Regions from separate parts of the Homo sapiens genome. Here regions 2 and 3 are each linked to region 1. Evidence: chromatin contacts called from ENCODE Hi-C data. All regions are on one chromosome and are shown on one strand. The core of a region is the stretch at or near the end of the contact, and the rest is flanking DNA. Distances in the headings are between cores, read along the strand shown.

Region 1 (4,584 bases), core at 858-3,357:
GCCTCCCAAAGTGCTGGGATTACAGGCATGAGCCACTGCACCCAACCTCCCACGACTAACCTTTAAGAAATTATTACCTATGAGTTTTGGCAGAGTATCAAAGAAGACTACCTACAAGGATCTCTCAAAAGACTATTAAACTCTCTTCCCTTTTCCAACAACATATCTGTCTAAGGTCAGGTTTTCTTCATATACTTCAATCAAAACAACACATTACAACAGATTGAACTCAGAAGCAGATATGAGAATCCAGCTGTCTTCTATTAATTAAAGGTTTTCAAAATATAAGCCAGTATTTCTGTTCTCTAAAATATTTTTTATTTGGCAAATGTAGTTATTTCTTTCTCTTTTTTTGAAGCAAGGTCTCCCTCTGTCTCCCCAACTGGAGTGTAGTGGTGCAATCGTAGCACACTAACCTCAAACTCCTGGGCTCAAGCAACTCTCCCACCTTGGCCTCCCAAAGTACTGGGATTATAGGCGTGAGCCACTGTGCCCGGCCTCCTTAGTAATTTTTAAGAGTGTACAGAGATCCTGAGAACAAAGTGTGTGGCCTCTTCCTCTCTTGGTTAACAGGCTGTTTTGTAGTCAATTCTGCTCTCATTCCCTTCAACTGCAGCTTTGACTCTGGTCTTCTATTTTTGGTTACTTTGTATTGCCTTCTTATTTTAGACAGCTCCCTTTGTATCTCGTCTTAGACTGTTTTGTCATTCCCCTTCCTTCTTAGGCCAGTTCCGTTGAAGCCATATCTTCTTGTGTCATTCAGAGGACCCTAAATTGCAGTCATCTAAGATGAGCCTCTGTTTCTTGTAGAGTAGTAATGTTCAGAGAGACCTGCTACCTCTGGCCCTTGAGGGCAGTTTTCTCCCCTTCAGGCTCTACTCTCTTTTCTCTGGCCCCTTGTTGGTATTTTTTCCATTGCATGGAGAGCCCTCTATCCAGGCTTGACCTTGGCCATCAGACAAGGCAAATGCCTTGTCCTAAGCCTCCCAGTTGGGTGCTGGCAGCTTCCGCTTGTGGATCTATGCCCGTCTAGCTCAGATGTTCATGCCTGGTGAGCATTATCTGGGGTATTTCTGAGCCAGCCTACAGTTGGATCTTCTGCTCAGCTCTTAAAATCTCTGATTAAACCAGAGAATCAAATGTAGTTTACATCGCTTCTTTGAGCGGCCACTCTTAGCACCCTCCCCTTTCTACCACTGTTGAAGATACTTCCTCTAGCAATTAAACACCTGAAAAAGATGATGTGTGTCTTCAGCTAGTGCTCGCTCTCTCTCTCTCTCTCTCTCTCTCTCTCTCTCTCTCTCTCTCTCTCCCTCTCTTTGTTGTATGCTGGAAATTGCAGTCTTTGTTGCTTTGGAGAGAGGAGGATAGAGAAGATGAAACTGGGTTCTGTCTGACCTAGACGATAATTCCTGCCCAAGTGGAAGGCTATCCACTGACAGAGATTGAGTGAAACAAAACTATTTCCTTCCTTCCTTCCTGGGGCTGTCTGCCCCATTCTGGCTCAGAGGGGGCAACATGAATGGTGTGAAATCCAAGAATGTTCTAAATGCATCCCCAGGACAATGTGATTCGTGAACATTCTGACTGGTTCATGGTCTCATCTTGGTCAGGGAGCTGATGCCAGGTTTCATGTCTCTGTGAGACTTCCCGGGAATCTGAAGGGGATGCCGCGAGGGGTGTCAGGTGTGCCTGCTCCGCTTCTACACTCATCCTCGGGTCCTTGGAATCAACATTTGGGGCTTGTTGCAAAATCCATCCCACGTTTTTTCCTCTTTTGTCGAGCCTGGGTAATAGCTGCCTCTGTCTCATGCTTGCCATGCTCCATCAGTAACTATGGTTGCCTTTTGAGTGTCTTCCAAAAAAGCCTTTTCCCTGCCAAAGGAGAGAAAATCAATCCTGTCTGCCTATCCCTAAAAGCTGACATTGTCGGCTGTCACAGAACCATCCTGTGAAACGTGCAGCGAAGGAGAAAGGTTGAAACTCAGGCCTCAGGGCTGTGGTCCCTTTCGAGTCTACCCTCTGGGGCCAGGAAGTTGTGGTGTGGCTCCTGCGTGATGTTTTTGAATGAATGCCTTTGCTTCCTCGCTGGCTTGATGCGACTAACAGAAAAGCCACTTTCAGAATGCCTCGCCTCACCCGGGGCCCAGATATTTACATAGTGGCCTTTCATTCTGCGAACAGTGTGTGCCTCTGCAAATATTTTAGGCCTCCCTGCATGCTTGCGGGCCCCTACGTCCCATTCACCAGCTTTTAAGTTTGTTTTGCAGGCAGGGAGCCACTGAGAGGGAGGCCTGACTCAGAGCACAGGGGGCCCTGCTGTCTGCTGCCGCCGCCTCCTGCCACTGCAGACTTGGCGGGGAAGGAAGCAGTGGGTTTTACAGCTGGTGTTTTTGGTTTAGCAAAAAAAAAAAAAAGGAGTGAAAGAGAAAAGAATTTTTTAAAAAAATACCTCGCACATGTAAAATGACACTAAATGTAAGTATATGTGCAGTATTTTGGGATGATAGAAATTGCGTGTTTTGCATGATTCATCCTCCCTCTTGATGACAGCAAAGGAGGTTTGCACTCAGCCTCTGGTATTTTGGGAGTTTGTTCCAAATGCTCTGAAAAGAGAGAGTGAGAAGGCCCAAGCTCCTCATCCCTTCCTCAGAAGGAGGGTTGTGTCTGGGCTAAATTAGGGCAGCGTGGCATTTGCTTCCTCTCCTCTCATCTGACTGGTAAAGATTTTCATTTTTCTACCAAAAACTGGGTCAGCTGCTCCATGGGTGCAGGGGGAGCAGGATGTGGAGCCAGGAGAGGGCCATGCTTTCCCAAGTCTGACTTGAGCCTAGAAATATGTGCTGGCAGAGCTGGCTGGAAGGCCCGGCCCGGTGCTGACTCCCAGCAGGTGCATCGGGCTTCCGGGACGGGGGCGAGCATCACCAAGGCCAGCGTCCAGCGGCCAGGAACACGCGGTCTTTCTAGGATTCAGCCTCTGCAAGTTACCAAAACATTGTGTGCTGCCTTGAGGCTGACACATACCTTGGCAGGGACGATGAGGCTTCTGCCCAGAGCTGGGAGTCCCCGAGGGTCAGGCTGACCTCCAGGCTGCAGCTTGGCCTGGAGGAGGGACCACACGGTGGGTGTGGTGGCCTCTCGGGGCCAATTCAACTTTCTCTTGAAGCACCAGGGCCTAAGAAGCAGGATGATCCAGAAACCAAGTCCACAGTTAGGGAAAATGGGGAGAGGCTCTCAGCTGCTTCCCAGGCCACTGGCTGGCCGGCCCCAGGAACCCCACCTTCCAACCTAACATTTACTGTGAGAGGGGAGGACTTCCTCACTCCTTGGTCACAGGCAGATTGCAAGTTCGCTGTCGAGGTTAGACAGCCCTCTGTTTAAAAGTGGAATATTATACCTCTGAAATTCAAAACTTCACTTTTCCAAAGCTATGTTAGAAATGCTATGGCAAAATACAGCACTGAGTCCAAAAACTAAAACGATTAATTCCTTCTTGCCTTCGGAGGCATTTATTTACTCAGCTTAAACTCTACATTTGTTTTGTGAGGTTTTCTGTGTATGTGTGTTTTATTCTACAGTAAGATGGTTAGGAAAAATAAGTGACCCCTGCAGATGAATTAGCAATTGGGTAGCACCTAAAAGCTAATATTGGTCCCCAAATCTACTGTTAACAACCTCCCCACAGACCTGTGGTCATTCCCCTGCTTAAAGCAGCCCGTATTTGCCAGCCCCACCAGCCTAGGAGCTTGGCAGAGACACATACTGCTCAAGACTATCCAGGAGACCCCTCCCTGCCATTCCAAGTCCCTTGCAGTTAGGCGTGGCCACGTGAATAATTCTGGCCAGTGGGCTGTAAGTGACCGGGGTGAGACACTTGAGGGTCAGTGTGTGATCTGCCTGCATCCTCCATACCCTGTCCCAGCGATGTGCCCCTCCCCCGGGGCAGTTCTAGAGGCCACACATTGAGGTGGCAAGCCACAAGATGAAAGCAGATTGGGTCACTGAGTCACCATAGGGAGGACAGCTGACAGGGGAGTTCCCTGAGTCGGGGGTGAATGAGTAAGTGAAAAATAAATTTGGTAATAGGCCAGTACAATTTCAGGTTTGTTTGTTACCACCATATACTATCCTGACTAATAAAAAAAATAGTGGGAATTTATAAAATAGTGACGAGGCCGGTTACAGTGGCTCACGCCTGTAATCCCAGCACTTTGGGAGGCCAAGGCAGGCAGACCATTTGAGGTTAGGAGTTTGAGACCAGCCTGGCCAACATGGTGAAACCCCATCTCTACTAAAAATACAAAAATTAGCCAGGCATGGTGGCAGACGCCTGTAATCCCAGCTACTCAAGAAGCTGAGGCAGGAGAATCGCTTGAACCCAAGAGGTGGAGGTGGCGGTGAGCTGAGATCATGCCACTGCACTCCAGCTTGGGCGACAGACAAAAACTCCTTCTCAAAAAAAGAAAAAGAAGCTGGGCGCAGTGGCTCACGCCTGTAATCCCAGCACTTTGGGAGGCCAAGGCGGGCGGATCACGAGGTCAGGAGATTGAGACCACGGTGAAACCTCGTCTCTAATAAAAATAC
Region 2 (4,584 bases), core at 919-3,418, 380 kb after region 1:
CCATCTGAGTTGTCCACCCTCCCTCTGAAATGTCCAACACCCCCATCAGAATCATCCAGACCTCTGCTGTTTCCTATTTCTAGGGGGAAGTGACTCTGCTTTGGACTGGTGGCATCAGGCAAAAAGAGTGCTCTCCGCAGGTTTGGTGCCACAAGTGGGACTAAGCAGGGTTTTGAGGGTCTTAATCACCCTTCTCAGGACACAGCAAGAGTTATGAATTAAGAGTCTGGAGGGAAGTGGGGACCTTAACTTGGGAATAACCCTAGCTCCTGGCCCTGTAGCCACTTTTCCTGTCCACATGGGGTTTCAGGCTGACAAGTCCCCTGACATGGCCCAAGGGGGACTTAAGAGGTTCCTAAGAGTGCTGAGGGTGTCACCATGGGTGGGGTGTTAAAGGAACTTCCTCTGGAGTGATGTCCTTCTCTTGAACTAGGAGTATCTAATTTGGTCCAGGTGAGCTTTTCAGTTTAGGGTAGTGAAGGGCGGTCCCTGGATCAGAAGCGTCAGCATCACCTGGGAGCTTGTTTGGAATGCAAATTATTCAGGCCAGACCTCCCACTGAATTGAAAATTCTGAGACTATGGCCAAGCAATCAAGCCTCCCCAGGTGACTGTGAGGTAGGCTCAAGTTTGAGAAACTTTAGAAATCGACTCCTTAAAAAATCCCAGCCAGAAACGGCGGGTCATACCTGTAATCCCAGCACTTTGGGAGACTGACATGGGAGGATCCCTTGAGCCCAGGAGTTTGAGACCAGCCTGGGCAACATAGGGAGACTCCCATCTCTACCAAAAATAAAAAATTAGCCGAGCATGGTGGCACATGCCTGTGGCCCCTGTTACTCAGGAGGCTGAGACGGGAGGATTGCTTGAGCCAGGGAGGTCGAGGCTGCAGTGAGCTGTGATTGCACCACTGCACTCCAGCCTGAGAACAGAGCAAGACCCTGTTTCAAAACATTAAAAATCCTCTCTCTGTCTCTCCTTCTCACACCCACACCTCCCACAGGCTCCCCACCCCGACTCCCCGCCCACACACACACCCATATACTTGGCCAGCAAAGGGCTGTAGTTTGAACATGTGGTTCAAGGAACACAAGTCGTTGCACAGCTGATACAGAAAATCCGAAACTTCCCTGCCCCCAGCCCTCCATCAGGAGTCTCCGGCTTCCACGACCACTTTCACACAGCCCTTATTGAACTCTTGGTTCGACCCTTACTTTTGCATTCCAACTGGATACAAAGCTGAGGACTGTTTTCCTATTATCTGCCAGATGAATGCTTGGATCGGTGTCCAGGCTGCCCGGTCGTGCTTAGTAATCGGAAACAGAGACAGCGGAAATCTCAAATTCTGGTTTCCTGCCGGGGAGCCAGCTCCAAGTCTGCGGGAGAGGAAAGGACGTTGTGACACAGCGCCACCCTGTGGCAGAAAGGAGAAGAGCCGCTCTTGGCCTGTTGTCTGCATTGGATCTCAAGGCCTGGGGTTGTCAGAAACCTGAAACCTTGCAGAACCCCAAAATAACAAAACTGTCATTTAAAGAGCACTTACTGTGTGTTAGGGAGGCACTGTGATAATTGTCTTATATTGTTATGGCCTCAGAGTTTCCCATGAGATGGATACTATTTTCTGAATAAGGAAACTGGAGCCCAGAAGGGTTAAGAAATTTGCCTAAGTTCACACAGCCAAGAAGTAGCCAGGCTACACATCCGCTGAGTGTGGTCACAGAGGCCACAATTTTTTTTTTTTTTTTTTTTTGAGACAAGGTCTCACTCTGTTGCCCAGGCTGGAGTGCAGTGGCACGATCTTGGCTCACTGCATCCTTGACCTTCCAGGCTCAAGTGATCCTCCTGCCTCAGCCTCCCAAGTAGCTGGGACCACAGGCATGCACTACCATGCCCGGCTAATTTTGTTTATGTTTTTGTAAAGACAAGGTCTCCCTATGTTGCCCAGGCTGGTCTCTAACTCCTGGGCTCGAGTGATCCTCCAGCCTCGGCCTCCCAAAGTGCTGGGATTGCAGGCATGAGCCACTGCATCCGGCCGAGGACACACATCTAACCACCACTCTGTCCTTCCAGTCACCTGCTCAGCAGAGAACATTCCCTATAGCAGGGCTTCTCAAACTCACACCTGCAGGAGGCACTGGGGAATCTTGTTAAAATCCAGATTCTGATTCGGCTGATCTGGGGTAGGGCCCAAGAGTCTACGTTTCTTTTCTTTTCTTTCTTTCTTTTCTTTTTTTTTTTTGAGACGGAGTTTCACTCTTATTGCCCTGGCTGGAGTGCAATGGCACAGTCTCAGCTCACTGCAACCTCCGCCTCCTGAATTCAAGCGATTCTCTTGCCTCAGCCTTCCGAGTAGCTGAGACTACAGGCACCTGCCACCACGCCTGGCTAATTTTTGTATTTTTAGTAAAGACGGGGTTTCACCATGTTGACCAAGCTGGTCTTGAAGTCCTGACCTCAGGTGATCAGCCTGCCTTGGCCTCCCAAAGTGCTGGGATTACAGGCGTGAGCCACTGTGCCCAGTCTGAGCCCAGTCTACATTTCTAAGGGCTCCTAGGTAATGTGGTGCTGCTGGTTCGTGGACCACACTTGGAGAGGTGAGGCCCTAGAGCAGCTGTCCAGTAGAACTTTCTGTGATGGTGGAAGTGCTCTAACTCTGCGCTGTGTCATACATCGCCACTGGCTGCAGGTGCTATGGAGCACCTGAAACATGGCTACTGCAACAGAGAAATACATTTTAATTTTAGTTCATTTAAATTAATTTGAATTTAGCCACATGCACATAGTGGCCTCCATACTGGATAGTGCAACATCCATCATGAGTGGGGGCTCAGGCTTGTCATTCAAGAGCCAAAATACCATGGTAGGTTAAAGCAAGACTATATAGGGTAACAAATTTTTGGAGTCATTAGAGATAGTATATTCAACACTGCTGTTTTACATATAAGGAAACTGGCCAGAGAGGCAAAGTGACTTGTTGCAGAGCCACAGAGCTGTTCCTGGCAGAGGGAAGGCTTCAGGTTCAAGGACAGCATTCTCCCTACCATGCCACATTTTGTTCTAGGCCCACTGACCTTCAAAAGAAAAATGTACATTTCCAATTTTGGGAAATCCAAGCTGGGTGTGGTGACATGTGCCTGTAGTTCCAGGTGCCCAAAAAGCTGAGCTGGGAGGATCATTTGAGCCTGGGAGGTTGAGGCTGCAATGAGCCGTGATTGCACCACTGCACTCCAGCTTGGGCGACAGAAGGAGACCTTGTCTCTAAAAAAAAATAATAATAAAAAAAAATAAAAGAAAGAAAATCCTCTATAAACAAAATGTAGCTGTTGGTAATAGTCAAATGCTATTTATTACTTTATACAACGTTTGAGGCAGTTAACCAGGTTTAAATGTTATCCAATTTCCTGAGGGAATTAACTGATTTTTGGCTACATTTGCAAGACCTGCATCACACGAAAAGAATCATCCCTTTTTATGGGATGTTTTGCAACACGAAGTTCTCTGGCAAAACCAAATTAAGACCAACCCCTGTTCAGGCCTCCCTGGTGTGTAGCTGGTGTCTTACCACATGGACTTCAGTGGGTACAGGTGTGCAAAGCAGTGATGGTACTCAGACAGACAACTGAACAGGTTGTTCTGTATCACACTGGAATGAAGGATTTACTTGATCTTTGAAAACATTTTTTTTCTGGTTGTAAGGCAATATATGTACATTATATAGAACTTGAAAATTGCGGGGAAAATACTGTGTTAGTTATTTGTTGTTGTGTAACAGGTTATCTCCAAAACCCAGCAGCTTAAAATATCAAACATCTGTTATCTCACTATCACTGAGAGCAGCTCAGCCAGGTGGTTCTTTTCTTCCTCTTTTATGGTCTCGTCTGAAATATGCTGGGTAGTTCTGACTCAGGGAGTCTCAAGAGGTTGCAGTCCAGATGTTGTCAGGGCTATTCTCATGTGAAGCCTTGGCAGGTTGCAGGATCTGCTGCTTTTTCAGCGTTGTGATCATAGCTCACTGCTGCCTTGAACTCCTGGGCTCAAGTAATTCTCTAGCCTCAGCCTCCCAACTAGCTGGGACTACAGATGGATTGCATCAGTGGCCTGCTAGGGTCTGGTTCTAAGCTCACTCATGTGGCTGTTGGCAGGAGGCCATGGCTGGGCCCCTCTATAGTGCTTCTCAGGACAAAATTTCCCTTAAGAATAAATGATGTGAGAGAAAGAGCAAGAGAGACAGTGTCCAAGATGGAAACTACAGCCCTTTATATAGCCTCAGTGGGGAGTGACGAACCTTCACTTCTGCTGTATTCTATAGGTCACCCAAACTCGCCCTGTTACAGAGTGGGAGAGGGCCACACAAAGGTCATGAGTACCAGAGGTGGGGTCGAAAATAAAACTCACCTGCAACCTCACTCTCCATAAACAATCACCGTGACATTATGAGGTGATTCCATATACATCTATTTACATGTACAGATTTTTTTCTGACTCTTACTTCATATGTTATTGTCCATATTTCCCCTCTATCTCCCTTTTCAGATGGAAATCCAGCTTTATTTAACCTCCTTTCCCTGAGGAAGAGGTACATTCA
Region 3 (4,584 bases), core at 856-3,355, 300 kb before region 1:
CCTGGTGTGTAAGATGAAGACATAGAGCCTGCCTGCGAGAAGCCTGCAATGGAGTGCAAGAAGCAGTGTGAGCATCAGGATGGCATCAGATCCTCCTCTCCCCTCCACCCTCCTCATCCCCTTCCCTCTCCCCTCACTTTGGGCAACAGACCATTGCCTTCTAAGCAGGCCTGCCTACATAGTCCAGGATGAAAAATGCAATTGATTTCAGAATGTGTACTGTAGACACATAGCAGAGACTTTTTTGAGAGATAAATTTTGGAATTCTAAAATCTCAGTTTTTATATCAAAAGGCAACTTCTGGAAGCCTCAGAGCATAGTGTCATAATTGGTAGAACAGGGAAAAATTTTCAGCAGTGATGGTTTCCCTTACCATAGGAGGGAACCCACCCCACCAGCTCTTTTTTTTTTTTTTTTTTTTTGACAGAATTTCGCTCTTGTGGCCCAGGCTGGAGTGCAGTGGCGCCATCTCTGCTCACCACAACCTCTGTCTCCCAGATTCAAGTGATTCTCCTGCCTCAGCCTCCCGAGTAGCTGGGATTACAGGCATGCACCACCACACCCGACTAATTTTGTATTTTGAGTAGAGACAGAGTTTCTCCATGTTGGTCAGGCTGGTCTCAAACTCCCAACCTCAGGTGATCCACCCACCTCAGCCTCCCAAAAGTGCTGGGATCACAGGTGTGAGCCACCATGCCTGGCCCCACCTCACCAGCTCTTATCCCACCAGCTGTGAACCTTGGTGAGTCCTTAGTGATCTGATCACATAAGGACACTGAGCCCTAGGGGTGTAGGAGGATTGAAGCCCTGATGCAATGCTTATCATTTTAGTCACCTATCACTCAGTCACAGTTCTGGTGGTTTAGCTATTTCTCTCCTCAAATGCACGGAAAACTGTGATTTGGTTCTCTACAAATGACACTTTCTGTTTTTGTGTTTGTTTTTCAAAATACCTTGGCATAACTCATACAATGAGATTAGAATTTGTTGGTGAACTATTTTTCAGCTCAGTAACCTATTTTTTTAATTGTGGTAAAAATAAAACCACATAACATAAAGTGTACCATCTTAACCATTTTTAAGTGTACAGTTCAGTAGTACTAAATATATTCACATTGCTGTGAGATACATCTCCAGAACTTTCTCATCTTGCAGAACTGAAACTCTATAACTATAAATAACTCTCTTTTGCCCCTTCCCCCAGCTCTTGGCAACCACCCTTCTACTTCCTATTATCTACGATTTGACTAATTTAGATATCTCATGTGAGTAGAATTATACAATGTTTTTCCTTTTGTGTCTGGCTTGTTTCACAGAGCATAATGTCTTCAAGGTTCATCCACGCTGCACCAAGTGTCAGAATTCCTCTCCCTTTTAAGGCTGAATAATATTCCATTGTATGTAAATGCCACATTTTGTTTATCCATTCATCCACTGATGAATATGTAGGTTGCTTCTACCTCTTGGCTCTTGCAAATAACCCTGCTATGAACATGAGTGTGCAAATACCTTTTCAAGACCCTGCTTTTAATTCTTTTGGATATAGGCCCAGAAGTGAGATTCTGGATCATAAGGTAGTCCTAGTTTCAATTTTTTTGAGGAACAATGATACTGTTTCCCATAGCAGTGGCACCATTCTACATCCTCCAACAATTCCCAGGGTTCCAACTTCTCCACATCCCTTTCAACACTTACTGTCTGTTATTGTTGTTGTTTATAGTAGCCACTGTAATGGTTGGGTAATGCCTCAGTTGTGGTCTTGATTTGCATTTCTCTGGTAGTTAGTGATGTTGAGCATCTTTTCATATGCTTTTTGGCCATTTGTAACTCAGCAACCATTTTTAAAAGTGTTGATTTTTGAAGCTCTGAAATTGAGTTTTCCTGTTTTGGGGCAGGCCCCAACTGCCACTTTTCACAGAGGAGGTCCCAGTGAAAAAGAGGCAGTTTCTGTTTTTGACTTTAACATATGACTAAAGTAAGGTTTCTCAGCCTCATCACAATTGACATTTTGGTTGAGGAATGCCCCGTGCATTGTAGGGAGTTTACCAGCATCCCTGGCCTCTAGATGCCAGTAGCATTCCGGCTCCCCTGGTGACAGCCAAAAATATCTCCAGACATTACCAAATGTCTCCGGGGGAACAAAACTGCCCCTGGTTGAGAGCCACTGGATTAGAGTTTTCAAACTAGCATGTTTGAGTTGGCCAACGTGACAATTTTAAATTTTTGAGACAACATTAAAAATTTTGTAGATATCACCTAAAAATTCAGATTTCCAGCTTCTCTTGAGGAAGCAGAGGATACAGGCTATCTTGGGCCTGCATTGCCCCATGGCAATATTTGGCTGGGCTGAGTAGCTACTGCCCCACCCAAGTTTGAGGTGGTTCCCTCAATGTAGCCCATAAAATAAAACCATTGTGAATGCCAGATACATCTGCCTCTAGTTTATCCAGTGAAATAATTCTGATTTGTCTGAGTTTTCCTACTAGTATGCATGATAATGTAAAATCCCAGACCACTGGACCAAAACTACTAGAATTATTTGATATTCCAAAGTTTACTCTCTGTCTTTGTCTGTCTGTCCCTCTCTCTCTCTCTCTCTCTCTCTCTCTCTCTCTCACACACACACACACACACACACACAGAGAGAGAGAGAGAGAGAGAGAGACAGCAAGGTTCACAGAACACTGGACTAGAAGCTGGGAGAGCAAGGTTCTAATCCTGAGTCTGTGTCCTTGATTAATTCAATTTAACAAGTATTCATTGAATGCCTACTACATGAAAGATTTCAAGTTGAGGTCCAGAACTCATATGGACCCTGGCTTCCTTAACTAATGCTCGTATTGAACAGGTGAGTTTCAAGAGCTGATTGAGCTCTAACCACCTACAATCCATACATAAACATAATATAGTAAAACCCTGCTGCTCTGGAAAAATTGAGGCTGGGAATAGAGAAAGAGAGAGTTTGGACTAGTGGCCAGAAGAGACTATAAAATCCTTTTAAATAAATGCAGTTATATATTTTTCACACTCATGTAGTTATGCACACTGGGCTGTGACAGACACGGTTGGCATGACATACATGGGGGTATACCACCCTGATCCCCCAGCAGGGCAGGACCTTCTGCCCAGCTATGGGGAATGTAGCCTTCCAAATCTGCCTCAGCTGCAGAGAGCTGCCTCTCCCAGCAGCCCACATCTGATGAGTCATCTCCTAGGTATAAAGTCCTGGTCATTTCGACCCAATGCAGGATACAAGCAGGCAATACTTGCCCCGGAACCCTCCAAAGCCAAGAAATGGCCCAGACTTTTTCAGGCCTACCTTGCAGTTCAACTCCTTCCACTACCCAACCCCGCTTTCTCTCCCTTCCCTTCAAAGGAATTGAACCCTAATAACATTTTGCACCCCAAACTTGGCATCAGCATCTGCCTGTGGAGTACACACACTTCAGCAGTTGGCTATTATTGGATAGGCATGCACGTATGTACATGTGTGTGAGATTTTGGTCAGGGATCCACCTCTTGCCCACTTGACCCAGGAGTTGATTCATCTATAGCTCTAAGTAGTCAGTGTGAGCCCATTCACCTCCCTACTGACTGATTTAGGAAGCGATTGTGATCCAGTGCTGGCCAATGAGATGTGACAGAAGGTCAATGAAGGGGTTTCTGAGAAATCTTTCCATAATAATAAAAAGCAACACACAGGGAGAATTTTCTTCTGCTGGACAAGGTCATATCTATTTTGATGTCAGAAATCTGGCTGCTATCTTGGCACAAGGAGAAAGCACAAAGCTCATTGAGAAGGGCAAAATGGAAAGAATGGGAGACACTTGTATATCTTGGGATGTTGATTTTGGAACCAACCTGCAACTTACCCTATGCAAGATAACAAATTATCCAGAATGGCCTAAACCATTCTGACCTGTGCTTTCTGTAACTTGCATTCAAAGGCATCCTACCCAATGTACAGGCAAATCAAGCACAGCTTAGTAGAGATTCTTGTGGAGTCTTTTTTAATGACTATATTAAAAATCATAAATACCATGCCAATCTTTTGTATGTGAGGTAATTAAAAGTTTGTCATCACTGAGCAATTCTTGCCTTTGAAATCCCATTTTGCTTGTAGAATGTTAGAAGAATTTGCCAAGGAGAAACAAATCTTATCCCAATTCTCACTAATTGTTGATTGTCAAAGTATTTCAAGTCCAAGGTAGCAGCCTCATAGTTAAGGTTTCCTCCTGCAATCCACTCAATACGGCTGACCCAGCCTGCGTGTACAAGTTATGCCCTGCACGTCTGGTAGAACCTTGTGGTAGCATCTAACTCTTCCAGACTTCCAGGGGACCATTTCTAGGTATAAACCCAGAACTCATTGAATGATTTCCTAACAGCTACATTTCCAAAGGAAAACACAACAAAACTTGTTCATGACAGCCATTAAACTTCTTGTGGGCTAATAGAAAGCAAAATTCTAAATGGAAAGAAATGCAAATTTCGACACACAGAGCACATGTGTAGGTCAGAGGGGCAATTCACTTGTGATCTGGCTGGGCCAGCAGGGCTCCACTCCCCAGCTGGACCTAGGCA

Evidence for each region. Hi-C counts contacts between places; a loop is a spot of excess contacts on that map. Pooled maps may share reads with other maps.
Region 2: a loop to region 1 is called in a map with no recorded cell type, with 21 times the contacts of the local background. The contact joins two enhancer-like sites. A Hi-C loop is called at or near these places in 2 of 37 single-sample maps with no recorded cell type and 3 of 50 pooled maps.
Region 3: a pooled map shows a loop between it and region 1 (14-fold over the local background). The contact joins two enhancer-like sites. A Hi-C loop is called at or near these places in 4 of 37 single-sample maps with no recorded cell type and 10 of 50 pooled maps.

The regions. Positions count from the first base shown.
Region 1 is chr2:65,298,839-65,303,422 of GRCh38, reverse strand. No RefSeq gene overlaps it. Among named protein-coding and RNA genes, the nearest start is that of ACTR2, 73 kb to the right of the region's middle. RefSeq lists an enhancer at 2,484-2,593. Within about 2 kb of position 2,107, at least 29 of the 41 ENCODE cell types and tissues checked have a DNase peak (open chromatin) inside an H3K27ac peak, as active enhancers do.
Region 2 is chr2:64,914,642-64,919,225 of GRCh38, reverse strand. The region is part of intron 1 of LINC02245 (long intergenic non-protein coding RNA 2245); the gene reads left to right. Among named protein-coding and RNA genes, the nearest start is that of LINC02245, 16 kb to the left of the region's middle. RefSeq lists enhancers at 1,042-1,121, 2,132-2,181, 2,552-2,741, 3,655-3,734. Within about 2 kb of position 2,168, at least 25 of the 41 ENCODE cell types and tissues checked have a DNase peak (open chromatin) inside an H3K27ac peak, as active enhancers do.
Region 3 is chr2:65,603,037-65,607,620 of GRCh38, reverse strand. No RefSeq gene overlaps it. Among named protein-coding and RNA genes, the nearest start is that of LINC03050, 3.0 kb to the right of the region's middle. RefSeq lists an enhancer at 915-1,394. Within about 2 kb of position 2,105, at least 4 of the 41 ENCODE cell types and tissues checked have a DNase peak (open chromatin) inside an H3K27ac peak, as active enhancers do.